Linked DNA regions of Homo sapiens: region 1 is linked to region 2. The links are chromatin loops, found by intact Hi-C in ENCODE. Cell type or tissue: gastrocnemius medialis. All regions are shown on one strand. Each heading gives the region's core, and the rest is flanking DNA. Links, peaks and the distances in the headings are about the cores only.

Region 1 (15,386 bases), core at 7,178-9,677, 88 kb after region 2:
GTTAAAAATTCAAAAAAAAAAAAAAACAAATCAATTTGCCATCTTTTTACTGGTAGATATTTTTTATGACATTCAGCAATTTAAACTAGTCTCTGTAAGTCAACATCTACTCAAGTTACGGTCTAAAATCTTAAGTGTCTGTGCTCAGAGCTAGTTGAATTCTTCTCAACAGAGAAAGTGAATTCCCCACTCCTCAGTTCTCCCTTCCCAAAATGGGCCACTTAATTGAGTCCTTTGGAGACATCACAGTGCAAGAAACTCCCCAAAGAAAAAAATGCCCAAGGACTTGAAAAGAGAAAGAATTTCACACTTGCTAGCCCAGCATAACCACCCACCCTTGAATGTCAGTAAATGAAGAAGCCAAAAATGGCTCTTTAACAGACATCCCCAGGGAGGGTAAGGTTGTGTCTGCAGCCAGAAATGTTGCTTCCTTTGGTCTAAGTCAGTAATATTCAGATCACAGCTCTCCAGCTGCAAGCAGATCTGTTCAGATGCAAACTGTGGCTGGTGAAGCCCCCACTCCCTTTCTCTTCTGAAATATGTTTCACCTCTTTTTCCAGGGTAGGACCAAGTGATGCTTTCATTCAATGGTAATTATAAATATGACTCTTGGCACATTTAACTGTAAGAGTCATTGCTATGAGACCAGATTTAGCTACTCTAATATAAGAATGACTTTCACTCTCATCTTATCCGGGCCTCTTAGCAAACCAGAACCTAAGCTAGTTATTGGACCACTGGCCATGATGGGATGAGGGAATGAAATGTCTTACTCCCTTCCTATCCTGTTCATACCAGCTTCCCCACAGAATGAGATTTTTTTAAGAAGGGAATAATCTCACACGAGCTACTATAAACCAGGTAGCTCAGGACTTTCTGGTCATCTGCACTGACACTGTCCCAGCTGAGATTCAGAATAGTTAAGTAACGTGTCAGAGGTCACTCAGCAATAAATACCAAAGCCATGGCTCCAACCCGATTCTGTTGTGCTCCAAAGTGCATGACCTTTCCACCATGTTGTGCTGCCTGACGGTTTTCTTAAGATTCTCAGGGACTATGGCAGTTAAGGTAGCATGAACTACTATAACAAAAAGCCCAAAACTATATAACAGCTCAAACAGGATAGAAGTTTGTTTCTTGTACACATGAAGTCTGAAATGAATATTCCTAATAGGAAGCCTCTTAAGTAGTGATTTGGGACCCAGGCTCCTTTTTCCACCCTGTGGCTCTGCCGTGTCAAATCAGGGCTTTCATGGTGGTCGTACCCATCTTCATCAAGAAGGTGGGAGGGGAAGGGCATGGTGGGCCATTTGCAGATTGTTCCTTCATGGAAACCACACACATCATTTCTGCCCACATCCCTTTGTCTGGAAGTCAATCTCATGGGCTCTACCTTTTGAGAAACGTACTTCATCCATGTGCCTGAGAAAAAGAGGAACATGGTTTGGTGAAAAGCAAATCAATCGTTGTCACAGGAGCTAAAGAATTCAGTATTTGACAAAAATTAGCCGGGCATGGTGGCACACGCCTGCAGTCCCAGCTACTTGGGAGACTGAGGCAGGAGAATCAGTTGAACCTGGGAGGTGGAGGTTGCAGTGAGCCGAGATTGTGCCATTGCACTCCAGCCTGGGTGACAGACTGAGACTGCATCTCAAAAAAAAAAAAAAAAAAAGAATTCAGTGTTTGATTGAATTTGACTAAAGAACACACATCTCAACAAAAGCTGTGGCATAAATTATTTGTGTTTTAAATGAAAATATATGGAGTTGTGTATATTAACTAAAATTAAGATTTGAAAACATTCTTAAGCCAGGCCCTATGATCAGTAAGTGTTTTAAATATTCAAAAGAAGATACAAATTAATATTCAAAAGGAGATACAGTCTTTCTATTAGTGCAGGAGGCCCCAACCCTCAGGCCACAGATGGGTACTGGTCTGTGGTTTGTTAGGAACCAGGCCGCACAGCAGGAAGTGAGCGGCAGATGAGCGAGCATTACCGCCTGAGCTCTGCCTCCTGTCAGATCAGCAGCAGTATTAGATTCTCATAGAAGTATGAACCCTATTGTGAACTGTGCATGTGAGGGAGCTAGCTTCCATGCTCCTTATGAGAATCTAATGCCTGATGATCTGAGGTGAAACAGTTTCATCCTGAAACCATCCCCCTCACCCTCCCCTCGGTTCATGGAAAAAATTGTCTTCCATGAAACCAGTCCCTGGTGCCAAAATGGTTGGGGACCACTGTATTAGTGGATATGTTTTGACATGTAGCAATATAGTCAACCTCTAAAAGTCAACAACTACTAAAGATGGAGTCCTTACAACAACTACTAAAGGCTAGGCATGGTGGCTCATGCCTGTAATCCCAGCACTTTGGGAGGCCAAGGTGGGTGGATCACAAAGTCAGGAGTTCGAGACCAGCCTGGCCAACATGGTGAAACCCCATCTCTACTAAAAATACAAAAATTAGCCGGGCGCAATGGCAGGTGCCTGTAATCCCAGCTACTCAGGAGGCTAAGGCAAGAGAATTGCTTGAACCTTGGGAAAGGAGGTTGTGGTGAGCTGAGATCATGCCACTGCACTCCAGCCTGGGCAACAGAGTGAGACTCTGTCTCAAAAACAAACAAACAAAAAAAACCAACTACTAAAGCTATGAAAGGGTCAGGCTCCCCTCAGCATTGTACCATCAATAAGAAGCTGAGGCTGACCCTGAAAATCACCTTGCAGCTTAGATAGACCTTGTTGTTTCAACAGAAGAGATGTGCATCCCTGAACCCACAAAACCAAAAGCTTGCTCTGTGGACAAGGTAAACTCTGGTTCTTTAATGTTACTGGCAGCAAAGTACACAACTAACCAAGTAACCCTTGGCCATCCTTAGAGCATAAATAGCTGAGATGTTATCTACATCTGCCCACACCCATTTCGCCAATGATGACTTCTCCCTTGATACCCTCTTCAGCAGCAAGAGAGGGAAAAAGTTCAAATGATGACAGTGGCAATGGCCTAAGCACGTTTCTCCAGGCATGAGCTGGGCAGTGACCAAGAAAGAGCAAACTGCATCCCCTCCATCCCTGAGCCACTGTGACCTGTTCACCAGCTCTGTTCAAACTATCCAGGTACATACAGCAGTATTTGGAAACTGAAGCTCTGAGCACTCTGAAAAATTAACTGCACTAGCTGTTTGCATTCTCAAATACACTTTGAGCAGATAAAAGTGAGTTGCCTGAAGCAGGAAAACATTGACTTTCTTTTTCTGGTTTGCTAGATATGGTTCAAGAAAATGTCTCTTCTCCTCTGTTAGCAGTCCTTCCTCTCCTCACCCTTAGTTTAGCTTTCTTCTTGACCTGCAGGAAATCAGAAGGAGGTGAACCAGAACTTAGCATAGAGCCTGCATATGTTAAGTGCTTGTTTCGATTCCACACATGTGTATTCAGCACCATATATACAGGGCAATGTATGCAGTATTGGGACCACAACGTGGTCCTACTGTCAAGGAGACCCTGCTGTTTCTGAGAAAGCCAAGATGTGTATTCTTTTCCTGCATATTGCAGAAAGTCAGAAACTGTTTGCTGCATCAATGAATAAACGACCAGGCCCTGTAGTGGAATTGTACCATAAGGAGAGGCCCCCAGCCTTTTCTAAAAGTAAAGAGCAGATTAATTTTGCTTGGTTGTTGACCTATTTCCTTTAGTATAATAGGTAGATTGACTATAGTAGGGCGATGGATAGATTCCCTTAAAGAGTGAAGTTTTCATTTAGCACCCCCATCCAGTCAAAATTGCTCTTGAATGAATTCCTGATTTTCTTGAAAGAAAGAAAAATCCTACACAGAAGCAAGTTAGAATAGAATTCAGGATAAATAAGAAGACCCCCAAGGTCAGCATTTCCCAAAGAGTGTTCCAGGGAACATGGGTACCAAGGTGTTCTATGAAAGAAAAATTCAGTTGCCTAGTTAGTTTGGGAAGCAATGCATATTCTATTTCCCTTTTAGAAAGTCACAAAGCAAATTGATATATTCAAAATTCTGGAAAGACCCACAGTAAAGAATCCTTATAACTGTGTAACCTAGTTTTCTCCAAATATACTGGAACACAGAAAACTTTTTTGTACATAATACTTACCAACATTTCTTTAACGTGTATACCATGAAGTCAACTTTGGCAAAAAGTCTCCTCAATCCATAAGGCCTGTGCCCACCTGGCATACAGGTGTGAAAGAGGTAGCTGGGGCTGAGAGAACTCCACAGAGCCTTTATGAAAGGCGGTGAGGGACTGCAGAGACCCCGTGAAGACAAGAGAGCAGAAACCAAAGATGAGCTTGGAGTGAGACTCGCTGGACGCACACAGCGGCACAAAAGGGACAGCCTGATGACCTCTGACAGCTGGCACCTATAGGTTAATCCTGTTTCAGATTTTGGCTTCTCAGGGTTTCACCTCCCTCAGTTTGCCAATGTTATTCATATCATTGACATGTTTTTCAGAAGATTTGCCATCCCAAGAAGGAAGTCACAGAAATTTAAAATACAAATAAATTGTGAAGAACCCAGCCCATAGTGTGCGAACGGAAAGTGAAGCCGCGCTGTGATGGGTGGATGGAACTTTAAGCCAGCTGTTGTTCTATCTTGCCCATAGCTCTGGAACAGGCAGCAAGTAATTTAACTCCATGGACCTCATTTATCACACTGGGAAAGGTGGGGGAAGCACATGAGCTCCAATGAGGCCAGGAGCCGAGCTGAGCACCGCACAGAAATTCTCCTAGTTACTCCTTACAACTCATTGGTTGTGTGTCAGCTCACAAAAACATGAAGACTCTGCGGCTCAGAACGCCACAGCTCCACCCCTACCCCAAGGCCACCCAAAAATTAAGAGCAGAAATGTAAGCCTATGTCTGTCCAACTCTGAAACTCCTAACCCCTAAGGCTGGAGTGCCACAGCACCATCTTGGTTCACTGCAACCTCCACCTCCTGCGTTCAAGCGATTGTCCTGCCTCAACCTCCCAAGTAGCTGGGAGTACAGGAATGCACCACCACACCCGGCTAATTTTTGTATTTTTTGTAGAGACAGGATTTCACCATGTTGGCCAGGCTGGTCTTGAACTCCTGGCCTCAGGTGATCCACCCTTCTCGGCCTCCTAAAGTGCTGGGATTACAGGCGTGAGCCACTGCGCCTGTCCTGTCTCTTTTATCTCTGATAGTCTCACCTTAAAATTATGAGAGGTTTTGAGAATTTTCACTGAAAAGGGTAGGTGAGAACAATATTGCAAGAATTTCCCCATTAGAAAATCTGATACAATGCTGATCAAAAGCACAAAAAAAATAGGAAAAACTGTTGCATATTCACTAATATTTGGCTTTCTTTAGTTCATTTCTGTAAAGTGTAAATACAACGTAAAAAAAATACAGTTTTTAAAATTCCTACTCTACTTCAAGCCTGTGAAAACTATTAGATGGTTTTTAGGTTACTGTTAACAGTCAATAAAAATATTATTGTCAAATAAAAATTCATTTCATATCTCATCATACATTTCAATACCTTTTGTAATAGTGCTAAATCATTATACAATGCATGAAATTCATTTCTCTTCTAATACATTCTACTATAAAATTAAACAGGAGGCTGGGCAAGGTGGCTCATGCCTGTAATCTCAGAGCTTTGGGAGGCTGAGGTGGGAGGATTGTTTGAGGAGAAGAGTTCAAGACCAACCTGGGCATCATAGTAAGACCACCATCTCTACAAAAATTTTAAAATTAGCTAGATGTGGTGGCATTCATCTGTAATCCTAGCTACTTAGGAGGCTAAGGTGGGAGGATTGCTGGAGCCCAGGAGTTTGAGGTTACAGTGAGCTATGAATGTGCCACTGCACTCCAGCCTGGGCAACAGAGCAAGACCCTTCTCTTAAAAAAAAAAATGTTAAACTGGGAAAAATAGTGGCAAATCAGACCTGGAGAACTCACGATGCATGAAAAGTTGCTCAGTCCAGAACAAAGGGCAAACACATATGGTAGCTGGTCTGGTTGTATTGCTTAGTTTATTGATCAGCATCATTTTGGACAGTCACTGGGTCCCTCTGAAACCTAAAGATATCCAGTGAGTCCCCTTGACCAAGAAGCCATTCCCTCTACAGAGCAAGAGAGTTTCTTAGACAGAGACACCCATTTTAAGTATGAAGGCTTTTACCCTGAACCGTATTTTATTCAAGATGCTTGCTAATTTACTTGGAGACTTTTCCCAGGGTTTATTGCCTAAACCTTCATGTGTGTGTGTGGTGTGTGTGTGTACTAATGTGTACGGGTGTATATGGATGTGACAGCTCTTTACAATTTTGGGGTTCCTCCCCCATTGCACAAATTCATTCTGGAAATGACTTTGGCTACTTCATTTTCATACCCTGAAATGTAAGTACACTAAGACTTCTGACTTGAATACCCTTAACCCATTTGAAACATCATCCACCACCCTCCGAGCCTTCTGTCCTATTTCCTGTTCTTTTTTTTTTAAGTATAGAAGGTTTTTAAAGGGACATCAAACATCTCTGTTCGGTGGATGGCATTATTATCAGCTCTTCATCCCTGCCTCATAAAGAACAGAGGTCACATTTTGTTGTGCCTGCTCACGGCCCTGTTTGTCTTTGGCAAGTGGTGTCTTGTGAACTGCTTTTGCTAGTTTGACCTTAATTCTTCCACGTCTTTGTCACCGCAGTGTATGCTGCTTGGGAGTCTGCCCCAGTTTCCTTTTCTTTTTGCTGAATTCACATTTTTATTTCATCTTTCTCCTACATGAACTTGTTTTCTTCCTCCTCTCTCAGCTTTCATTGAGCCCAAAGAAAGTATCTTATTGTGTTCTTCTATTTTATTCTCCTTTGAAAAAAAAAAAAAAAAACCCTCCAGGAATTCAGAACCCCTTTGCTGCTTATGCCCCCATGCTCTGGAGATTTTCTTGGAATTTAGATAAACTTATTAAAGTCCATTTTGTTAACATCCGTTTGCTGAAACCAACAGTTAAATCTGTCAGCACTGACGTCAATAATCTTCCAAAAGAAAGAGGTGAATATCACAGTTCCTCATGTCTAGAAAGTGATCACCTAAGACCTGGAACAGTTATAATTTTTTAAATCTGACTGCCCTTAAATTCATATTTCAATTATTCTTTTGTCATTCTATTAAGCATTGATTTGAACTAGAATTATCTATCTAGTTCACAGGCTAAATTCTCTTTAGCCCTTTGGCAACGGCTCCCTGACCTCTGCTATTACTGACTTATACTCTAGAGAAAGCACCCCTGCTTCTGTTCAGCATCTACTGGTCTCAGAATAGTGGGCCCGAAAAGCAGGCACATATTTTCCAAGACAGCTCAGAAAACCACTTTCACTTTCAGGAAACAAGCTTGATCATTATACTCCACGGAGCCGAGAGCCACATACAATTAACTACTTAACAAATACCTCTGATTAGGATTTTAAAGATTCCTGAGCAGAAGGAAAGAGTGGAGCAAATAAAAGAGATTGGCAGAAGAGATAGTCCCATGATCAGGATGACAGAAATACACAGAGATAGAATCTTAGGCCCATTCCCGTAAAAAACGTAACGGCTAACATTTCTAAGAGAGATACTTTGTGCCGCAGACAGCCCTAAGCCATGTATGTGGATCAGCTGCTCTCAATGGCCCCATGAGCAAGGTAAGATTATCATTCCTTCTTTACAAAGGAGGAAGCTGAGACACAGTAAGGTTCATAACTAGCCTCACGTTCAGCTAGAAGGTGGCTTTTAAACTGCAGAGCCGTAGTGCTTGCTGCTGCAGCTCCTGAGGACACCTGTTCCATGAGGCCTGGAGCTCTCTCATAAGGAATCTTACCTGCATGTTTTCCCCCCACCGGCCCCTCCTCCAAGGCCTTTCCTGCTCCCACGCCTTCTCTGTGTTCCTGACAAGCTTCAGCCCTGGATCTTAGACTTCCAGGCAGTCTACCACTTCTGGCACCACCTCTCCTTGCCTATCATGGGCCCCCTTTACTCTATGTTATTATTGGAGAAAAGCCACCATGCAAGATCCAGGGCCCTTTCCAGCTCTGAGGTCTTTCTTGGAAATCCAGCTCTCCAAGACACCTTGCTAAGGGTCAAAGCCATCCCTAGGGTGTACAGAATTAGGCAAGAAGCCACACACCAGTGGCTCAGTAACTAGAGGGACATGTTTACAGCAGCCAGCAGGGGCTAAATCCTCAGATTCAGATACAGCCAGTTCCACAAATTCAACTGCACCAAAACTGGACCATGAGGCACTGCTCAGTAGCACAAAATTGAAACCAATGCAATCAGCTCTTGGCTGCCAGACCCCTGGAACTGACCAATTGGCTGTGTAGGCTCAGCCCTGTCATCTGCTCCACCTCCAAATAACTGACCCTGACCTTTACTGACTGGAGTATCTTGGATACTTCCCACAGGGCTATGGCAGCATTTTTTTTTCTTAATTTTTTTTTTTTTTAGCAAGATGTGGTCTCACCATGTTGCCCAGGCTGGTCTTGAACTCCTGGTCTCAAGTGATCGTCCTGCCTCAGCCTCCCAAAGTGCTGGGATTACAGGTGTGAGCCACTGTGCCTGGCCCAGTCACTCACGTTTTAAAGTTACTAAATAATGAAGTTTAAAGAGGCTCAGAGACTAGCCCTGGGTCACTCGGGGACAAGTAACTTGTTGACATGGGATTGAGACCCAGGGTCACCAGCCCCAAGAATCATGCTGGCAACATTTACTCGGGTGTTTTGGAGCATCTTTCTAACACATTCTGGTAATATGGGACAACACTATAGATGGAAATCTCTTGTTCTAATGGTTCCTTTTAATTGAAGTGTTTCAATTTTCTGTGGATAAAGGAGGCAATTGGCCATCCCAGGCTGTTTTCTGCTCCCATTTCCCCTCTTTGCCCCCATAGGCAATGTCAACTCCTCAAACAGCCTCCCAGGTCAGAAGGGCATCAGACCCCATCAAACTCCAAGGGAAGGAGAAGGCTGTAGGAAAGAAAAGGAAAGTAGGTGAAGAAAACATGCTCATTTTATTGTGCGAAAGGGGAATTGCCAACGTAACATTCTGCTTTTCTGAGTGAGCATTTTGATCATCTTAGATGGACTGGAGCAAGCCAGGTTTCATTGATAAAAATCGCAACAGCCTCCTCCTGAGGGATATGGAATATCTCAAGCTATTTGTGAGATTCTATCACTATCAGATTTCTCTGTGCCCAGTGGGAATGAAAGTCTAAAACGCATTCCTGTCTCTGTCTCTCAAATAAACATTTTCCAAACATCCAAGAAACAGAGCATGTTAAGATCTTAAACTAGAGAATCCCATGAATGCTGTCTGCCCAAGACCGAGGAACAAGATCTATGTAAAAAGGGGGAAAGGGATTACTCCCCAAACAGGAGATTTTAGACACTATTAGAGGTCTTGAGGCATACCTAAACATATGAGCCAAACGGCGTCATAGGAAAAAAGGCTTCTGCTAGAAAGTACTTGCAGGCCATAACAAATTAGGTGATTCCCGTGAAAGAGATTAACCTTTGGTATCAAGTTGATTGAAGTCTCAGATGGCACTAGCCGCTGGCCATTCATCCCATCTCGTACTCAGAGGGTGCCAGCACTGACAGGCTCTGGAGGTCAGACCAGGGCAGGACACAGGTGGAAGCCTGCCAAGGCTTACCAAAGGGCTGGCAAGCAACTCGATATGGGAACTGGAGCTTTCCTTTTGAGTTTCCTGAGCCCTGGGCCTGTAAGTATCCTTTGCAGATAAAGGGTCCTAACCATTAAATGCATACCAACATGTTTTCACCATCACAGATAATGGCTTCACCATCTAAATGCTTTTAAAAATTAGCATGATGTTGTGGCTCCTTGTCCTTACTAAGGAGTTTATACCAGGAAAAAAGTGTGGTAATAACTGTGTACATACAGATGTCCTTTGACATAATGGGCCAATTCCATCAGTTTAATATTATACAGTAGTTCCCAAATCGCACTGAATAAAGGTGAGAGAGGCTGGCTATGAAGAATCACATCAATACGATCTTTGAGGCAGATTTGGCCCTGTTATCTATGTGCAAACATGAACACAGAGTCTTCTAAATTTTGCTTTTGTTTGATTGCCTTCCTATAAAGAAAAAAATTATCCAACATGATTAACCTTTGTTTGTAAAAATATATAAATAAATAAATTTTCCCTCGCTTTTGCTAAATAGTTAGAAGAGTAAGTTTGCAAATTAACACTTTAGCAAGACTCTGAATCAATCTCAAAGAAGGCTCTACTTAAGGATGGTTCTAATACATCTCAAGTCCAATGTGTGGTTGATTCCCTGCCATATGCTCTGAGTTTTATCAGGCTCAATGAGAAATACCAGTGCTTGCTACACAGAGATTTCTAATGCACCCTCACTTCTGGCAATAGTCTGGAATTTACTTCAGTTGATTTAAAGAATTTGTGAACAAGAATTTTATCTGAATTGTCATCACCTTGGAGCAACTGGTCAGGCTGAAAAGGTGTCCTGAATGGGGCTAGACACGTCAGCGAGACCTGCCAGGTGTCTCGTCACTCAGCACGGCCACTTCCTAATAGTAACAGGATCAGCCCTGGGGACTTGCTGATGGGCAGCATGGCAGGATGACCCCAGCCATCTCCACATGCACTCTGATAAGGACTGGCAGGTTAAATAAGGGCATATGCTGCATGCTGCTCCATCAGCACCTCCACTTGGCTCCTTCTCAGCCCAGGAGTTAGAATTTGTTGATGTAACCCACACCATGGGAAGAATGAAAACTCAAGCAGCAAAGCCCGTGTTAAGATGCCTTTTGTCGGGAAAAAAAAAAAAAAGGCAGTTTATGCCTCCAGCTGCTGCATTCAGGGACCAGTTAACAATGGGAGACAGCAGAGAGAGCTGGGTAAAGATGGGAACAACACAGAGGAAAGGGTTTGTGAGCAACTGGGAAACATCTTCTTGTCATCTTCAGCCCAGTGACATCTTTCCCTGCAGCAGAAAATGAGAAGGGTTAAACACCCCCTCTCGTTAATGCTGTAACAGGCATCCACAGGCATCACATGGACATTTTATAGAGTGCATTTACATGGCATGGGATCTCCTGACTCCCACTTTGACACCAACTAGTGCAATGGTAAATGGGAAAAAAATGATAAGCGCTACAAAAAACGATGAAGATGAGTCAGGGCAGGAAAACGCTGCCTGAATTCCGAATAACTACAGGCACAGGTCAGGAATGTGTAGTATACCAGCTCCAATACAGTGAGCTTAACTGTGATTAGGCACAAGGGTCCATGGATCAGGGGAGACTCAGAGGAGTAAAGGTGCATCTGATAAGCCAAAAAGGGACACCTTCTCTACCACCCCACCTATCGTGTGTGTGTGTGTGTGTGTGTGTGTGCAGGTACACACTCATTCTCCACTGTGTCCAAGACAGCTTTCAGGATCACCAATAAACACCCTAGTGAGGAGTCCTGGGCTGGACATGAGACCCACACTCTAGATAGATCAGCATTTACTTTATGTTCTCCTTTGATGCATGCACATATGCCTTAGTAAACTATTAAGTCATTCCATGGTATTTCTCTATATATTCTCAGACAGTTCCTTTCTTACATTTCTAGAACCTTGTGCTTTAAAATGTTAGAATGTGCTATAGATCTTAGAATGTCTTAGAGATCTTGGAAGGCCTATATATCTTGTTAAAAGATACTTGAATTGGGTGGCCACTTTCCTGATTCCCTGAGGACAAACCCAGTTCACAGCACCCATCACAGAATTAACTGACGTGAACACAGCCCCTCATATTTTCCACTTCTACTGAGAACCATGAAGTTGAACCCAAGTGGGTGCCTGGTGTATCATTTAGGGCCAGTTTCATGAAAGTAAAAAACATATGCCAAGAAAGGGGCTGTGCTGTTCCTGGTTGAAGGAGTAGGATAAGCAAGGGACCTAGTGCTGCAGTCAGGGTAGGCCTTTTGTCTCTTTGTCGGCCTCTGGTTATCTGGTGACTTCCAATGATGTGCTTGCAGGGGAAGGGTGAGCAGGGACTGTTTATGGAAGGTGGCACAGCCCAGGGAGTCTCACACATTTGCATAGATGTACCCCAAGCAGAGGGAACTGTCCACAGTAAATGCTGTGTGAATGCTGTCACTTGGAAAGGAGGGACTTCAAACCAAGTAGCTGCCGTAGGACCATGTTCACGTTCAAAGATGGTTTTAGAACCAGCTGAAAATTTTGCTTTTGGCACCCTCAGTGAGAGCACGTTTAAATAATCTCTCATTAGTTGAAGCCTGAAACCATCAGGAAAAAAGCAGATTTTTGATAAAAATCCAATAATTAAACCTTGACACAGGCTCAGAAATTCCCAGGCCCAAGCCCTCTGTGTTTTATAACATTATTTCACGATGTGAAAGATACCATCTGAATAAATGCCTTCTGCTTCTACACTTTAACTTTTTGTCACTGATAAGTTCATTCAAAAAGCACAACAACTCTCTAAAGGTTGACTCTAATAATAAATGGATCTCTTTTCTCTTATCTCTTCTCCCCGTGTAATTGTGTGCTTCATTCTCGAGCTGTCTTCAACATGAATAACTCTACTTACTTCAGCAAAGGTCCCCAAACATCACTCCAGGAGGCTGGAGAAAGGTCATAAGTACCCTTCATTCCCAGACACTAATTTTTCTTTTCTTTCATATTAAAGAAAAAAAAAATCCCAGCTCGGGATTGTTCAGCCTCCAGATAAGAAGAAAAAAAGTGACTATTCATTACACATATCTAAATTTGGACTATAAATTTAATAATTGTAATGTTGTTTTTATTTTTAAGCTTTTTCTTGTCTGGGTCTAAATCCTAGGAGTGAGTTTGATATTTCAAATCCCTCAATTTCTAAAATCTCTACTGTCTTATTCCAAATCAAGTGTTCAAGTTAATTATATCCCCTAGCTCCCATTAAACAGGAGAAATTCTTCAGAGAGAGTGTTATTTGAATAAAACTTCTTGGAATTGTTTAGTTGGAAGTATTGTCCTGGGCCCCGTGAGAAGAGGCACATGCATGTTAGGAAATGTGGCTGTCCAGAGCTTATGTAATTATTCAGTAATCTGTATACCACATTACCAAAATGCCATATCTGCCTCAAAGGCTAACATGTGAAAGTTTAATCAGCACAGAAAATGGACTTTAAAAATTTCAACATAGATTCTGAGCAAGGTGAAGGGGACTGTGAAGACAGTGAATTCTAGATTCCTTCAACACTCCCATATGGGAAATCGAGTGGGATGGAGAAGACCTCATTTCAAAAGGAACGTTGTACATTTACTCACTGTTAAATATAAGGGCAGTTACTTCTATTCAAACTCAACAAAAGTTAAGTGTTTCTTGCCTTTAATCAATGAAATATATAAAAATAGAGATTTAGAGTTGCAGAACTTCAAGTGACAGAGACCACGGGGCATTGAGTTCAGAAGCCACTTCTGGGCCAGACGTCCCATCCCAGTGTCCCTGGGTGTGACCCCTGCTCTTCTGTGTAAATCCCTCCGGGAAAGATGACCTGACTCCACACTTGGACCCAGCCTGGCCCAGTGTGGGCATCACCTCTGGCCAGGAGAAGACTTAAGTGGTATAAACGGGGTGAGGGGCTCATCATAGAAGCTGTGGGGCAGGCCATGTGCAGTGGCTCACACCTGTAATCCCAGATTACAGGCTCATGAGGGCTGGTTACGTTTTCACTGATCCTGTTTAGACTTTGAGGAGAAAGGCATGCTTCACCAAGCACTACCTTGTGAGCAGCTGGGGGGAAGCCCTGACAAGTCTCACTTCCTTCCAGCAACAACTCTCCCACATTGTTCTCGCCATTGTCTACGCTTCCCCGTTGTTAGTCATTCTGTGAGTCAAGAGCTGGCCTCGGCCAGCTGCAGGCACGCTTGGCTGCCCCGCTGCATGAGGGGCCAATGTCACTCCCTCCCGGGCTCTACGAGGCCAGGTCTGCAGCCAGCAAGCCACAAGGGACCTCCCGAGCCACCTGTTATTGTGACCATGCGTGGCCCAGTTTGTTTTGATTAGAGCGTTCCAAAGAGGAAATAAAGCCTATATTTATATTTTTATTTTAAAAAGGCAGGGCCACTTGGGAGGCCAAGGCTGGTGGATCACCTGAGGTCAGGAGTTTGAGACCAGCCTGGCCATCATGGTGAAACCCCGTCTCTACTAAAAATAAAATAAAAAATTAGCCGGGCATGGTGGTGGGTGCCTGTAATCCCAGCTACTGGGGAGGCTTAAGCAGGAGAATCACTTGAACCCAGAAACTGAGGTTGCAGTGAGCCAAGATCACGCCACTGCACTCCAGCCTGGGTGACAGAACAAAACTCCGTCTCAGAAAAAAAAAAAAAGAGAAAGAAAGAAAGAAAGAAAGAAAGAAAGAAAGAAAGAAAGAAAGAAAGAAAGAAAGAAAGAAAGAAAGAAAAAAGGTAGGGCCACTTGCCCAGTGCCCTCTTGAATATTTGGAATTCACAGACCTCTTCCTCAAACCCATGGAGATTTGCATGAAGAGCACTTTGCCCATAGTAATGTGATCTCCCAGTTAAGGGAGGCAAAATATTGAGTTGGTTGGCAGCTTTTCCCAAGTTCCTCCATCAGCTGGGAGGGAATGATCTAAGAGGAACAGTGGGTAATTCAAATACCTTAGGGTATTCTACATAATGGAAGAGAAGAGAAAAACCAAACAAACTTTTGTGAGCACATGTAACACAGACATTCCAGGGCATTCATGAGTGGTGACGTTATGGGTTGAAGTGTGTCCCCGCCAAAAACATATGCTGGATGGAGTACTATCTCCCAGTACCTCAGAATGTGATCTTATTTGGAGATAAGATCTTTACAGAGGAAATCATTAGGGTAGGACCTAGTCCAATATGACCAGTGTCCTTATAAAAAAGGGAAATTTGGAAACACAGGGAGAACATCCTGTGAAGATGAGGGCAGAGATCTACAAGCCAAGAAATGCCAAAAATTGCAGCAAATCCCCAGGAGCTGGGAAAGAGGCATGGAACCGATTCTTCCTCACAGCCCTTAGAAGAAACCAACCCTGGCAGGGTGTGGTGGCTCATGCCTGTAATCCTAGCACTTTGGGAGGCTGAGGTGGGTGAAGCACTTGAGGTCAGGAGTTCAAGAGCAGCCTGGCCCACATGGTGGAACCCCGTCTCTACTAAAAATACAAAAATTAGTCAGGTGTGGTGGTGCATACCTGTAATCCCAGCTACTTGGGAGGCTGAGGCAGGAGAATCAGTTGAACCCAGGAGAAAGAGGTTGCAGGGAGCCAAAATCATGCCACTGCCCTCCAGCCTGGGCAACTGAGTGACAGAGTGACTTGATGAAGTGAG
Region 2 (15,386 bases), core at 7,439-9,938:
CAAAGTACAATTTCTCCACCAAATCAATCTTTGGACTTGGCAAGACTTGAGAATCTGTCTGTTCGTTGCTTGTTTTGGATTCATTTTTGTTTGTTTGTTCTCCCAGTGATTCTGATGCACATCAGGTCAGGAGACTGCAGATCTAATGAACGTCAGCTCCTTAATCAACCCACACATGGATGGTGGTGTGTATTTGAAGATATTTGAGCAGGATGGCACTACTGATAACCAGTTCTCCTGAAATCACAAGTAAAGCCACCAATCAAAATACATGTCAAAAATAGTAACCTATAATAATGATGTTGAATATAAATCCCACTGGCTGGACCATTTGTTCTGGTCTGGGTGCCTGGTCAGTGGGGAGAAGCCCCAAGCACTGCCCTTTCTGACGCATAAGCAGCTGGTGAAGCTCTGCTGCTGTGGCTGAAACCTCAGACAGAGGCAGCAATAGAAGGGGAAATCACGAGGCAAGTGTAATTTAAAGCCTTCATATTTATGTAGACAACTCTTGTCTACATATAGTCCCAGCACTTTATCTCTCTTTTGGCTCTCATTCCCTCTCACCACCTTCTTTCCAAGTAGTTCCATGAGTTCTGGGAATGTCCAGAACTGCACATGCCCAGGACTGGAAACAATTTACCGAGTCATCTGTCAAGCCATAGTTCATGCTTTTCGATTGGTTTAGGTTACTAAGCAACCTCCTTGTCACTCAGGATAATGACCTGACTCTGACTTCCAGGAAAGACAACACAACGTGGGATCCTGGGTGCAGGAACACCATCAGGTGGGACTCTTGCCAACCTGGGTATGAACTCTGTGCGGTTGTACTGGGTCAACCATTTGGCCTCTCTATGCAAAATAGGGGTGAGAGGAATAGCTCTCCAGCTGTTATGACTTGAGATAATGCATATGAAGTACCTAGCACAGAGCCAATGCTCCCTAAACGGTTGCTTTTATTTACAACAGCATGAGAGCAGAAGAGCGACGGCCACAGGGAGTGCAGTGGGGGGCATGTTACATCTAGGACAGCCCAGTCATCGTCACAGTTAACAGAGAGGAGACAATTCCAGAGCCCTCCAGACTACTGCTCTCCCAGATGCCTCTGGAAAACTACATAAATAGCTGGCCTATGTTTGTGTTGTCCCAGTTGGCACCGGGAAGTTTGAGTTCAATGCATCATTTCTGCAAAGCCTCCAGTATCCAGAAAACTTAAGGCTGGCCATGGTAACTGGCCCCAGCATGGGCCCGTGTCAGTCCCAGGCTCAGCATCAGTGGCTCTTTGAGGCCATGGCCTTCACAGTTGCTTTCAGCGCTTGTTAGTTTATAAGCTCTGTCCATGACCTGGGGCCAAGGCAGCTGATGCTCTCCCAGCTCCAGGATGCCATTTAACACAGGGTTTTCACTTCTCCTTGAAAGACACTTGTGGGGAGAATGGAGAGGAAACATTCAGCCAATTGTGTGAAATTGCTCTTAAATATCTCTGCCAGGAAAAGCCAACAAGTCAAAAAGAGAGGTCCTGAGTGCTTAGCACTCTGTGCTTTTGAATTTAAAGTGAGAAGGGACTGGATGATTTCGAAGATTTAAGAATAAACCAGAAACCAGGGCAGGGACTCCTCCAGGACTTACTGGCACCCTTTGTGAACAAGGGCCCATGCCTTCACCGCAATTAATGTCTCAGAGTCCTCTTCTAGAAAGAGGTGGGATGGAGGATTCTCTTTGTAAACCTAGTAAGATTTAGAGCAGGCTACCTAGCTCAGAGAAATAGCACTGACTGCCAAAAGGCAGGGAGCACCCTCCTGTGAGGACTGGTGCAGACAATCGCCTGTAGCCCCGCTGGGAGTAGGTAGGCAGAATTCAAGGAAATACAGTCCTCAGCAGAGGCAAGCAGGGAGGAGAGCATGCCCAAGCCCAGGAGGAAGAACTAGGTGAGGCCCTCCACGCGCTGCCTGATGGCTCTTGATCAAAAAGCTCTTTCTATAAGGGGTGCCTGGTCTCTCTTCCTAAAAATCTGTGCTCAGCACTACAAGGAGTCAGATTCAGGACGTGGATGCCCATAGGCATTTTTATGCTTAATCCATAAAGTAGTTGGGGGAGGGGTTTGGGAAGAAGGAAAGCAGTGGCCGGAAGAGATCTGAACTGGTCAGGGCACACGAGCTGTTCAGACCTTTAACCCCGGCGGCTGGGCCTTGGGTTTGGCTTCCTTTGGCACTGTGTGGATGGTGTTTGAACAAAGGAGAAAGAGCACAGGCTTGAAACCAGGAAGCCTGCCTGGGGTTTTGGCTCTAGCTCCACGGAGCGATTTGCAGCCCGACTGTCAAAAAGCCTCAGACCTCTCTCTGCCTCTGTAAACTCTTGATTTATTTTGCACAGATATTACAAGAAGACTTATACCCTCCCAATGATCTAGTCTAAGGTGTGATCTGCACCACTTACATCAGAACCACTAAAAACAGATTCCTTAGCCCTACCCCAGGCCAGCTGAAACAAAAAATACCAGGGAAAGACTAAGAAATCTGTGTTTTAACAAACTCCCAGGTGATTCTTATGTACTGTCAAGATTTGAAAGTCACTGAGCAAGAGGATAGAGTCCAAACTCCTTAATACAATTCCATGGGCTTTACAATGTGCCTTTGGGTCCCATTTTCAGCTTCTCAGTCTACACCACGAACTGACATGTAAGTCCCCAAACCACAGGGCAGGCACTGGGATAATATTACATGCCTCTCAGGCATCTCAGAGCATCTCCACAAGCAAGTACTATTATCATGCCCATTGTACAGATGAGGACACTGAGGCTCAAAGAAGTCCAGTAACTTGGCCAAGATCACACAGGAAGTATGTTGCAGGGTCAGATTTGAATTCCTGTCTATGGGATTGATTGAAGAGTTTTGGCTCTTAACCAACTCTGTTACACCACATTCTGAGGTCCATTAAACATGCCTGGGTGTTCGTGCCTGTGTTCCCTGGTCAGCTGTCCCCTCAGCCTCACATGCCTCATAATACCCTGATCCTTTGCAAACATGGACTTCCAATGTCTTACTGGACCCAAAACCTCTCATGGATCCCACTAAAGAGCGTTAGCTATTTCCTCCTTATGCTCAGACTGTTTTTATTTATGTCCTGTTTCAACATTATTAAGACTTTACTGTGATTTTTTTGTTTATTTTCCGATGTCTTTTACTAGGCTTTAAAAATCCCTAAGACATGAAGGATGTATAGGGCCATGACACCACTCCTGATGATACTACAATGGTGGACGCATGTCATTATACATTTGTCAAAACCCACAGAATGCACAATGCCAAGAACGAGCCCTAGAGTAAGCTGTGGACTTTGAGTGATAATGATGTGTCAAGTTAGGTGCGTCGAATATGTCAAATGTACTGCTCTGGTGTGGGATGTTGATAGTAGGGGAGGCTGTGGTTATGTGGACCAAAGACTTAAAAAATAAAATCTATTTTTTAAAAAGCCTGGGCAGGCCAGGCACGGTGGCTTAAGCCTGTAATCCCAGCACTTTGGGAAGCTGAGGCAGGCGATCATTTGAGGTCAGGAGTTCGAGACCAGCCTGACCAACATGGTGAAACCCCCTCTCTACTAAAAATATAAAAAAATCAGCTGGGCATGGTGTTGCATGCCTGTAGTCCCAGCTACTCAGGAGGCTGAGGCAGTAGAATTGCTTGAACCAACGAGGTGGAGGTTGCAGTGAGCTGAGATCGTGCCATTGCACTCCAGCCTGGGTGACAGAGCAAGACTCTGTCTCAAAAAAAAAAAAAAAAAAAAAAAGCCTGGGCAACATAGCGAGAACCCCATCTCTACAAAAAATTTAAAAAATTATCCAGGCTTAGTGGCACAAACCTGTAGTCCCAGCTACTCCAGAGGCTGAGGTGGGAGGATTGCATGAGCCCAGGAGTTTGAGGTTACAGGTAGCTGTGATTGTGCCACTGCAGTCCAGTCTGGGTGACAGAGCAAGACGCAGTCTATAAAAAAAGAAGAAAAGCACCTAAGACTATGTTATCCACCTCTATGACTATACAAACCTATGCTTGACACATAGAAAAGGCTAAACAAATGCACATCAATGTCAGACAGCTGCTTTCCCAAAGAACTGAGGGAAACAGATCTGAGCAGGGCCTCAGCCATGATGAGCGGCAAGGAGGAGTCTAGGAGAAAGGGTTAAGTAATAGAAATTTTGGAGGAAGCCTCTACAGAGATAAGGAGAGTAGGTGCTGTGTCACCAGTTCTGAGGATAAAGTGAAGACTGGTGACTGTTTGCTGCATGGCTGGAGCTGCCAGGGAACAGGAGCAGGCCAGAGCAAAGAACAGAAGAGGCAGAGTAAAGAAAAATAGAAGAAAGGGCAGTGAAACAGAGGCAAACTGCAATGTCCAAAGGTGCCGTGGGTGCAAGTGTTTCTGAGTCTCAACTGTCGTGGAAGGCAAACAGGGCCATTAGCAGGGAAAAGAGGACCCAGCAGTGAGTTCCTGAGGCAGGAAGGCAGATGCCAGGAACATCAAAGGGCCATTCATCACCCAAATGCAATGCAAAGGGAAAAACCAGCAAGTGGGATTACGCCGCAGGAACCCGGACTGTAATATCACAGGGAACGACTCCAAGAGATGTTTTAACAGCAATTCAGATGCAGGCATTAAAGACTGTGACATAAGATTTAGAAGAGGGGCAATTAATAATTTATTTTGGAGGGAATATGTAGAAGAGGAAAAAAAAAAAAACACCCAGCACCCACTGGTATTACCTGTGTGGTAATACTATTGCGTAGACCAAGGATAAAAACACGTATGTTTACAAATGAAATGGTTGCTGAAGACACCTTGCCCTCTCACATGCTGGCTAAATGAGAGGTTGGGAAGAGCACGTCATCATTCTGCCCATGTGCGTCCACATCTTAGATCAGAGTTGACATCAGGCACACTTGGGTTGGAAATCCAGCTCTTTCACCTTCTAGCTCTGTGACCTTGGGTGAATTTCTTAATCTCCCTGAGGCTGTTTCTTCATTAAAGGTAAAAAGGGCATAGTAACAGTTATCTTACAGGGCTGTTGTTAGGATTAAATGAGATAAAGTATGTAAAGTGCTTTAGAACAGCACCTGGCATAAAGGTTCTGTCAAGGATGATGATGGTGGTGGTGGTCGTTATTCTAAATCTATGTAGACATCCTTTTCCCATTCCCCCAAGTAGATTTTATCTCCCAAAGGAGCCTTGGAAATTTGTCAGATTAGTTCTGTTGAAGATACTTTAGGATCTCTGTCTTATTCTGAGCTTTCTCCATGCAAGACAGTGTGCCAAGCCTAACTGAAATGCCTAAATAGGGTTCCTGCCCTACTGAAGCTTCCATTCTAGTGCCAGAAAAGGGGTGACAGGCCTTTCCATGGCCCAAGGCCATCAAGTTGCAGAAGTGGCCCATAAACTCCACAACCAACAGGCCCAGGGATCAGAGGAGGGTGAGATCTATCACCACTGGCGTCATGGAAGAAGGACAATTCACTAGACAGAATGAGTGGACACCAGAAATGCCAAGCCCACACAGACCTTCTATAAATCAGATTTTAAGGACAACTGCAGATGGACGAGTTGTATTTAAATAATCCTGGTCTGGGGCAATTGGTCCAGAGGACATGCTTGACCAAGGTGATCTGCCATTGTCTGGCCAGAGGAGAAGAGACAGACTGAGCCAGCTTGATGTAATGTGAAGGGATATGAATTGGAGTATGTGGCAAGACCAGCCAGAAGCTTGGAGGCAGACTCTGAAAAGAAGTCAGGATGCCATGTTGGGGCCACAGCACACTTTAGTTATGAGGAAGCCAAAGCTGGAAATGAGGCTAGGAGAGAAGTAAAGACATGATGAGAGAGAAATTAGGCAGCCCTTAAGGTGAGAGGGAACAACTGAGAAAGAATGATAGGAAGACAGTCAGAAAGAAGGAGAGACTGACCCATGGACAGAGTGACTCCTGGACAGACTGGCCAACAGAGACAGACCGAAGGAGAGAGAACAAACCTGGCGGACTGGGCTCCCTTCTTGAAGCCAGGCTGTGATGGGTACCTGGCTGCTAAGCTGGGGAGTGGGTCTTCAAGAAAGTGGGGCATAGGCTGGTGTGAGGAGAGGGGTCAAAGCGGTCAGATCTTACCTTTCAAATTTCTCTACATTTTCTTTCACATAATTATGAAAGCAACATACACTCCAGCACATCGTCTTTGTTTTCCTTGCTCCATGCTGTTCTCCAGCCTCCAGGTCACCTGAGTCCTCAGAAAAGCACTGTCACACACACACTTCACACTCTGAGAAGACAAGGACATGTTCCAGAGGAGCTCCGATGGTATTCTGGTAAGAAAGATGAGACAGGGACACAAATCACCTACATGGTTCGAGTATGTTCCAGGGCCTGTTGTATAGCAGAGGCAGAATAGTGCTGATGTCACAACTCCAGTGTGAGATGAGCTTTGGGGACAGTGGGTAAGAAGAGCTGGCTTCTGCCCCTGCCTTGGCCACAAAACTAGCTCTATGATCTTGAGCAATTGGCTTAACCTATCTGGACATCTGTTTATACATTTGCAAAATGAGGAGGTTGAACTGGATGTCTTCCAAATTTGCTTGCCGTGCTCACATTCTAGATGCCGTGATTCTAGGAACCCATGGTTATTTATATATCAGACTTTTTCGCAATGCCCAAACAGTGTTAACAGTGTTGCCAGCCATGTCAATAATATTTTATGTATGGTATTACGATGAAGTGAATAGGTTATTTATCCTCTCTCAGTACAACTTGTGCTTCCATACAATTCTGACGTGCACGGTAAATCTCTCCTCCTTTGAACTCCCAAAGCATTTCAATCTAGACACCTCTTAGAGGACTCATCGCATTCTGCTCTATAGCATGGTTATTCAGAAAAATGCCTTATTGTTCATGACTGAATGTTAAGCTCCCTGAATGCTTCCTGGAAACCCAGTTGCACAGAGAAGGAGGAATGAGGCTTCCGGGGATGCACTCACCTGGATAACCCCAAGAGTCCAAAATAATACCTTGCGTGGAATTGACGCTCAATACTTGCTCTGAACAAACTCGTAGTTGCGGAGAATGTAAAACGTAAAAGGAATTTGCCAGATGAGTCTAACAAATCTCCCATCCTTCACTTCTCTCCCAGTGCACCAGGATGGCCAACCTGAAAACTTTGCCTAAAATTAATAAGCATAAAAGGTGGCCTGCAGTCTCGCTGCTGCTAAAGGGCTTGGGGAGACAATGCCCAATGCAGAGAGAGGAGCAGTTGCTGAGAATGTCAAGAAGCAAAGAAACAGCAGGACACGCATAATCCTAGTCATGGAATGTATTTATGAGATGGCTCTCAATATACAAAAAGGGAATGCTATATGGACCTGGAGGAACCAGCCAATATCAGATTGGCTGGCAGGCAGTTTCTCACCTGAGAAAATGAGAATTAAAAAAAAAAAAAAAATAGAGTAACTATCAAGGACCCTCTCAAGGCAAAGTCCCCTTAAGCCATATTTTCTAATCATCCTGCAAGAAACTTCAGATTGGGGCCCAGTGGTTTTATTCGAACAAGATTTCATCAGTCCTCTAAATGTACAGGCAACTCTAGAGCCCTCTATTTCCTGGGCTTGCCCCCCATCTCCCCCTGCAGATGCTCTGGGATCCCGTTAATAATCTACTTCCAAACGGCTCCTCCGTGTCCTAACCCCTGGCCACCTCTACCCTACCTCCAGGCCTCATTCCCCTGCCTGCCTGGCTGAAGGACACAGGCCTCTTTTGTCATCAGCAATCCCTACACTTGCTGGGGTCAAGGACCCTGCCTCCTTCCTACTCCATTGGGGCCCACATCCTGCTTCTCTCCTTCCACCTCAGCAACCCTCCACTGTGCTGTCTCACATTCCAGACACCTTCTCCCCTCCCTTATTGCTTTCTTCCATCACTAACACTGACTCTAGAAGCATGCTCAGTCAGGGACCCAGGAGCGAGTGATTTGGGGTGTCCTGCAGTACACCACCCAAGCACCTGCTAGTCTGGATTTCTGTGAGCTGAAGTTTTGTTTGTGTAAACTTGCAAGCTGTTTTTTATTTTCCTCCTATGTTGATTCACATTAAAACAGTTACTGAGTTCAAACTTTGGGATGGGGGCGAAGGGAGTTTACTCAGCTGAGACTGGAGATGGCCAATGGGATGGCCAAAGGGCCTCAAACCTGCTGTTCCTGGACAAATGTGCATCCTCCCCAGCCTGCCTGCCGCGGGCACAGGGTGCTGGGCTGCAGCTAGCTTCTTCCCCAAGGACTGGTGGCCAGCCACAGATCTCAGGGCTGCTTGTTTCTGATTGAAAAACTCACAGTACAAACTCTCTCGGACTAGTAGGAAAATGAGAGGCTGTTAAGTACGGAGACCTCTGTGAATTGTGCCAAGAACTCTCTGTCACACGGCCCTAGTGTGCTGAAACAGGCTGGAAAGGCCAGTCTTACAAAAGAGTTAAATGAAGGCCACATCACCAGCCCGCTGCTGCTGCAAATCTGACAGGAACAGGACGTTCTAGAATGGCTCCACCCTGGAGCCTCAATCCATCAATCCCAGCAGAGAATACCCAGTGCCAGGCTCTAACAGCTGCCCGCAGACCCCCTCTCTCACCTCTCTGCCAGGCTCCTGCTTTGTCACCAGGCTCCTAATTAGCTATGGAAACAGCACACACTTTGCATTGCGTCACTTGCATCTCTCCGTGTCCCACACATCAGCATGCGTGGCACAGAGAGCCCGTGAGTTCAGAAAGACGCAGCCTAGTGCCCTAGTTGGCTATTGTTTATCATCCGTCTTGATAACTGGCATATACTCAGGTGGCCACACAGGTTGTGTCTAAAACATCTGGCCAGTTGTTGATCTCCCCAGATGTGTGGCAGTTGGCAGTGCTGGTCCTTGTCTCCCTTTAGCCTCCTACAAAAAGTAGTCCAGCCCCTCCCCTGGCATTCCTTCCTCATGCAGTGTGGAAATCAGTTTCTGGCAGCCTGCCCACAGCTGCCCCAGCCTGGTCCCTCTTCACAGCCCACCTGCCCCTCCACCAGTCATCCCCACGTGTGCAACCACATCCACTTCTGTCCTGGCACTTTCCATCAGTGGATTTATCTCTGTCAAGTGTTCCTGCCAAGCTTTTTTCCAAGGACTGCCTTAAGTACAGCAACAAGTATACACCACCCAGAGTCTCCCTGACAGATACTGGATGAGTCTTCCGACCAGGTAGTTTGTATTTTAGCAAGAGGAACCCAAATTTCAAATTCTCGTCCTAGCTGGTATTTCCCTTCCTGAAATACAAGGGCTCCCCAAGTACTTCTCCGTGACTGATCCATTTTTCTCTCTTACAGATGTCTACAACTTTCCTACTCCCACCCCCGCAAATTCCTCCAACACAGCTCCATCGATAAAAGTCATATTTGCCTTCTAAATCACAACCCAGAATTTTCAGAAAATTTCCATGACTTCATTGCAGGCTGCTCTTTGCAATGTCTTTTTTCCTTTGTGATTCTCTCCCACTGCTGCTGGTGCCCACCTGGTTCCTACCCTCACCTTCCCTGCAGAAGCTGATGGTGGAAGTGAAGATGATGATGGTGATGATGATGGTGACGAGAGCTAACATTTACTGGGCATCAATATTGCACTGGGTGCTGTTCTAAGCACTTTACATATAAGATTCACCAAGTCTTCCCTCTGCATGTTATTTTAGTTTTTCTAAACTCTTACCTGAGAAAACTACCAGAGTGCGCAGAGGAGGGAAGAAGCCATAATAGCCAATCAGATCAATATCAATATCTCTGATGTCCTGATTTGGCATGTTTTATGGTCTTTATCCCTCTATCTATAACTCCCACATATTCAGGCCTATGTCTTCTTGGTCCTGAACATATAACCTTGCTTTTAAACTAAGAAGTAATATTTCATTTTTAAAATTGCATGTTTTTATAAACGAAACATTGAATTTCCAATGGTAAATCAAGAGAACACAGATTTGGGATAAGAATGATACATATTTTTAAGTCCTGCCTCTGCCAATTACTAGCTTTGTGATTCTGGGTGTATTTCTTAATGCTTCTGAGACTTGGTTTCATTATGTATAGAATGAAAACAATACAGACCTTGCAGATTTTTGAAAATTGCAAGAAGCGATGTTTGCAAAGTACCTACCTTATTGCTCTGCACCTAATAGACGCTACAGAAATACCTCATCCTTTTCTAAAAAGATGTCTATTGTGTCAGTGTAGCAGGTGGGTATGAAAGGCACAGATTTCTCTTCAATACTTTTCTCAGTGCAACGTCTTTCCCAGAAACCGGGGGAAAACTCTTCATGTGACATACAACACAGAAGTCACCTTGTCCATAGCATACCAGAGCTAACAATTGTTATGCATTCTGCTCTGTGCAAATTGCAAGCCTAAAATCTTCCTTTTGTCCTCTACTTCCCTGGAGTCTCTCAGTGAGTTTACTCTGAGATCTGTATTAGGCTGTTCTCACATTGCTATACAGAACTACCTGAGACCGGGTAATTTATAAAAAAAAAAAAAAAAGAGGCTTAATTGGCTCACGGTTCTGCAGGCTGTACAGCAAGCATGATGCTGACATCTGCTCAGCTTCTGATGAGGCCACAGGAAACTTACAAATATGGTGGAAGGCAAAGGGGAAGCGCACACTTCCCACAGCCAAAGTAGAAGCAAGGGTGGGCAGGGGAGGTGCTACCCACTTTTAAACAACCAGAACTCACTATCATGAGAACAGCACCATAGGGATAGTGCCAAACCATTTATGAGAAAACCACCCCCATGATCCAATCACCTCCCACTAGGCCCCACCTTTAACATAAGGGATTACAAGTCAACATGAGATTTGGTGGGTACACAGATCCAAACCGTATCAGGATCCTCAATAGGATTTTGTCTTCTGACTTGTTCACCAGGCTCCACGTCTTGTTGACCTGAGAACACTTCAGGGTGGTGGGCACTTGAGAAAACAAGATTTGCAGCAGTGACCCCCAAAATATTGTCAACAGATGGACCATCAGCATCAACAACATTTGGGAGCTTGTCAGAATGCAAGTTCTCAGGCCCTACTCCAGATCCACTAAATCATGGGAGTCTGGAGATAGGGCCCAGAAATCAGTGTTTTCACAAACCCTCCAGGCAATGCTAATGAAGGCTCAGGTTTGAGAACCTACAAACAGAATAAGTGGTGGCAGTTCCAGCAGTATGACTGCAGATCAAAGGATCCAACCTCTGGAGGCACACTGTCAGCTGCCTCCACAGGTAAGGCCACTCACCATGGAAGGGAGACACCATGTCTCCTCACAGAGGCGTCCTTCCCCCCACACAGCCTCCGTAGCATTTCCCCTGCTGCTGTGGCTTAGAAGAGACAGCACACCTGAGACAGATATCTGCAAGCCCAACCCAGGTGCCCTGTTACTGCTCAAACACAAGGTTTGGAATCTGTTCTCCTAAACACCACTCTTTACTCATCCTGAGACTGGGGAAGCACCTCCAACTTGCACCTGGTTTATTCTCACTCAGCAGGGAGTGGAACAGATAAACCAAAGGTGTTATCAGTCACCGCCCAGTCACCCACACTCTCTCAGGTGAAGCTGTGTCTTCCACAGTCCCAGGAGCCAGGCTAACCAGTTACAATTCTCCCAAGTCAGCAGGAAGCAAGGAACAGGAAAGGTCAGCGCTCAGAGCTCCGACTGTAATTAATAACCCAAAGGACGTATCCCAAACACCCTTCTTCCTCCATAGAAAATGCTCCTTTTCAAGCGCTATGGTTTGAATACTTTTGTCCCCTCCAAAAGTCACGTTGAAACTTAATCCCCTCCAAAATTCAGCTGTTGCCAATGTGACAGTATGAAGAAGGGTGCCTTTAAGAGGTGATCAGGCCATGAGGCCTGCTCCCTCGTTAATGGAATTAAGGCCCTTTTGAAAGGAGTTTCATAAAGTTCAGCTAGATGCGCTCTTGCCCTTCTGCCTCCTGCCACGTGAGAATGCAGTAAGAAGGCCCACGCCACATGCCAGTGACTTAATCTTGGAGTTCCCAGCCTCCAGAACTGTGAAAAATACATTTCCATTCTTTATAAGTTAGTCTGTGGTATTCTGTTATAGCAACACAAGTGGACTAAGGCATCAAGATTGTGGAAGAGGCCAGGCACAGCAGGTGTGGTGGCCCACAGCTGCAACCCCAACACTTTGGGAGGCCAAGGCAGGGGATTACTGGAGGACAGGAGCTCAAGACCAGCCTGGGCAACATAGCAAGACCCTATCTAAAAACATATATGTTAAACATTTAGACGGGAGGAGCCAAGATAGCCGAATAGGAACAGCTCCAGTCTACAGCTCCCAGCGTGAGCGACGCAGAACACGGGTGATTTCTGCATTTCCATCTGAGGTACTGGGTTCATCTCACTAGGGAGTGCCAGACAGTGGGCGCAGGTCAGTGGGTGCACGCACCGTGCACGACCCGAAGCAGGGCGAGGCATTGCCTCACTTGGGAAGCGCAAGGGGTCAGGGAGTTCCCTTTCTGAGTCAAAGAAAGGGGTGATGGACGGCACCTGGAAAATCCGGTCACTCTCACCCCAATACTGCGCTTTTCCGACGGGCTTGGAAAGCGGCGCACCGCGAGATTGTATCCCGCACCTGGCTCGGAGGGTCCTGCGCCCACGGAGTCTCGCTGGTTGCTAGCACAGCAGTCTGAGATCGAGCTGCGGGGCGGCAGTGAGGCTGGGGGAGGGGCGCCCACCATTGCCCAGGCTTGCTTAGGTAAACAAAGCAGCCAGGAAGCTCGAACTGGGTGGAGCCCACCACAGCTCAAGGAGGCCTGCCTGCCTCTGTAGGCTCCACCTCTGGGGGCAGAGCACAGACAAACAAAAAGTCAGCAGTAACCTCTGCAGACTTAAATGTCCCTGTCTGACAGCTTTGAAGAGAGCAGTGGGTCTCCCAGCACGCAGCTGGAGATCTGAGAACGGGCAGACTGCCTCCTCAAGTGGGTCCCTGACCCCTGACCCCCGAGCAGCCTAACTGGGAGGCACCCCCCAGCAGGGGCACACTGACACCTCACACAGCAGGGTACTCCAACAGACCTGCAGCTGAGGGTCCTCTCTGTTAGAAGGAAAACTAACAAACAGAAAGGACATCCACACCAAAAACCCATCTGTACATCACCATCATCAAAGACCAAAAGTAGATAAAACCACAAAGATGGGGAAAAAACAGAACAGAAAAACTGGAAACTCTAAAAAGCAGAGCGCCTCTCCTCCTCCAAAGGAACGCAGTTCCTCACCAGCAACGGAACAAAGCTGGACGGAGAATGACTTTGACGAGCTGAGAGAAGAAGGCTTCAGACGATCAAATTACTCTGAGCTACGGGAGGACATTCAAACCAAAGGCAAAGAAGTTGAAAACTTTGAAAAAAATTTAGAAGAATGTATAACTAGAATAACCAATACAGAGAAGTGCTTAAAGGAGCTGATGGAGCTGAAAACCAAGGCTCGAGAACTACGTGAAGAATGCAGAAGCCTCAGGAGCCGATGCGATCAACTGGAAGAAAGGGTAACAGCGATGGAAGATGAAATGAATGAAATGAAGCGAGAAGGGAAGTTTAGAGAAAAAAGAATAAAAAGAAATGAGCAAAGCCTCCAAGAAATATGGGACTATGTGAAAAGACCAAATCTACGTCTGATTGGTGTACCTGAAAGTGATGCAGAGAATGGAACCAAGTTGGAAGACACTCTGCAGGATATTATCCAGGAGAACTTCCCCAATCTAGCAAGGCAGGCCAACGTTCAGATTCAGGAAACACAGAGAACGCCACAAAGATACTCCTCGAGAAGAGCAACTCCAAGACACATAATTGTCAGATTCACCAAAGTTGAAATGAAGGAAAAAATGTTAAGGGCAGCCAGAGAGAAAGGTCGGGTTACCCTCAAAGGGAAGCCCATCAGACTAACAGTGGATCTCTCGGCAGAAACCCTACAAGCCAGAAGAGAGTGGGGGCCAATATTCAACATTCTTAAAGAAAAGAATTTTCAACGCAGAATTTCATATGCAGCCAAACTAAGCTTCATAAGTGAAGGAGAAATAAAATACTTTACAGACAAGCAAATGCTGAGAGATTTTGTCACCACCAGGCCTGCCTTACAAGAGCTCCTGAAGGAAGCACTAAACATGGAAAGGAACAACCGGTACCAGCCGCTGCAAAATCATGCCAAAATGTAAAGACCATCGAGACTAGGAAGAAACTGCATCAACTAACGAGCAAAATCACCAGCTAACATCATAATGACAGGATCAAATTCACACATAACAATATTAACTTTAAATGTAAATGGACTAAATGCTCCAATTAAAAGACACAGACTGGCAAATTGGATAAAGAGTCAAGACCCATCAGTGTGCTGTATTCAGGAAACCCATCTCACGTGCAGACACACACATAGGCTCAAAATAAAAGGATGGAGGAAGATCTACCAAGCCAATGGAAAACAAAAAAAGGCAGGGGTTGCAATCCTAGTCTCTGATAAAACAGACTTTAAACCAACAAAGATCAAAAGAGACAAAGAAGGCCATTACTTAATGGTAAAGGGATCAATTCAACAAGAAGAGCTAACTATCCTAAATATATATGCACCCAATACAGGAGCACCAAGATTCATAAAGCAAGTCCTGAGTGACCTACAAAGAGACTTAGACTCCCACACATTCATAATGGGAGACTTTAACACCCCACTGTCAACATTAGACAGATCAACGAGACAGAAAGTCAACAAGGATACCCAGGAATTGAACTCAGCTCTGCACCAAGCAGACCTAATAGACATCTACAGAACTCTCCACCCCAAATCAACAGAATATACATTTTTTTCAGCACCACACCACACCTATTCCAAAATTGACCACATACTTGGAAGTAAAGCTCTCCTCAGCAAATGTAAAAGAACAGAAATTATAGCAAACTATCTCTCAGACCACAGTGCAATCAAACTAGAACTCAGGATTAAGAATCTCACTCAAAACCACTCAACTACGTGGAAACTGAACAACCTGCTCCTGAATGACTACTGGGTACATAACGAAATGAAGGCAGAAATAAAGATGTTCTTTGAAACCAACGGGAACAAAGACACAACATACCAGAATCTCTGGGATGCATTCAAAGCAGTGTGTAGAGGGAAATTTATAGCACTAAATGCCCACAAGAGAAAGCAGGAAAGATCCAAAATTGACACCCTAACATCACAATTAAAAGAACTAGAAAAGCAAGAGAAAACACATTCAAAAGCTAGCAGAAGGCAAGAAATAACTAAAATCAGAGCAGAACTGAAGGAAATAGAGAAACAAAAAACCCTTCAAAAAATTAA

Evidence for each region. Peaks named below come from ENCODE experiments on the same cell type or tissue, not always from the same donor. Only the 100,000 strongest peaks of a DNase experiment are listed, where the experiment ranks them.
Region 1: a loop joins it to region 2, with 10 times the contacts of the local background. A loop is called at or near these places in 3 of 110 quality-filtered maps.

What each region holds. Positions count from the first base shown.
Region 1 is chr13:40,431,823-40,447,208 of GRCh38, forward strand. The region is part of intron 6 of LINC00598 (long intergenic non-protein coding RNA 598); the gene reads right to left. Among named protein-coding and RNA genes, the nearest start is that of LINC00598, 41 kb to the right of the region's middle. RefSeq lists enhancers at 13,729-14,028, 13,838-14,443. In gastrocnemius medialis, for the core only: no CTCF peak of the experiment used is centred there; DNase peaks (open chromatin) are centred at 8,260 and 9,639; H3K4me3 peaks cover 1,392 bases; H3K27ac peaks cover 2,500 bases.
Region 2 is chr13:40,343,969-40,359,354 of GRCh38, forward strand. It overlaps LINC00598 (long intergenic non-protein coding RNA 598), which reads right to left. Exons shown (of 7, transcript NR_024507.3): 7 at 3,164-6,334. Among named protein-coding and RNA genes, the nearest start is that of LINC00598, 130 kb to the right of the region's middle. RefSeq lists an enhancer at 8,410-8,909. In gastrocnemius medialis, for the core only: no CTCF peak of the experiment used is centred there; DNase peaks (open chromatin) are centred at 8,222, 8,553 and 9,023; H3K4me3 peaks cover 690 bases; H3K27ac peaks cover 2,389 bases.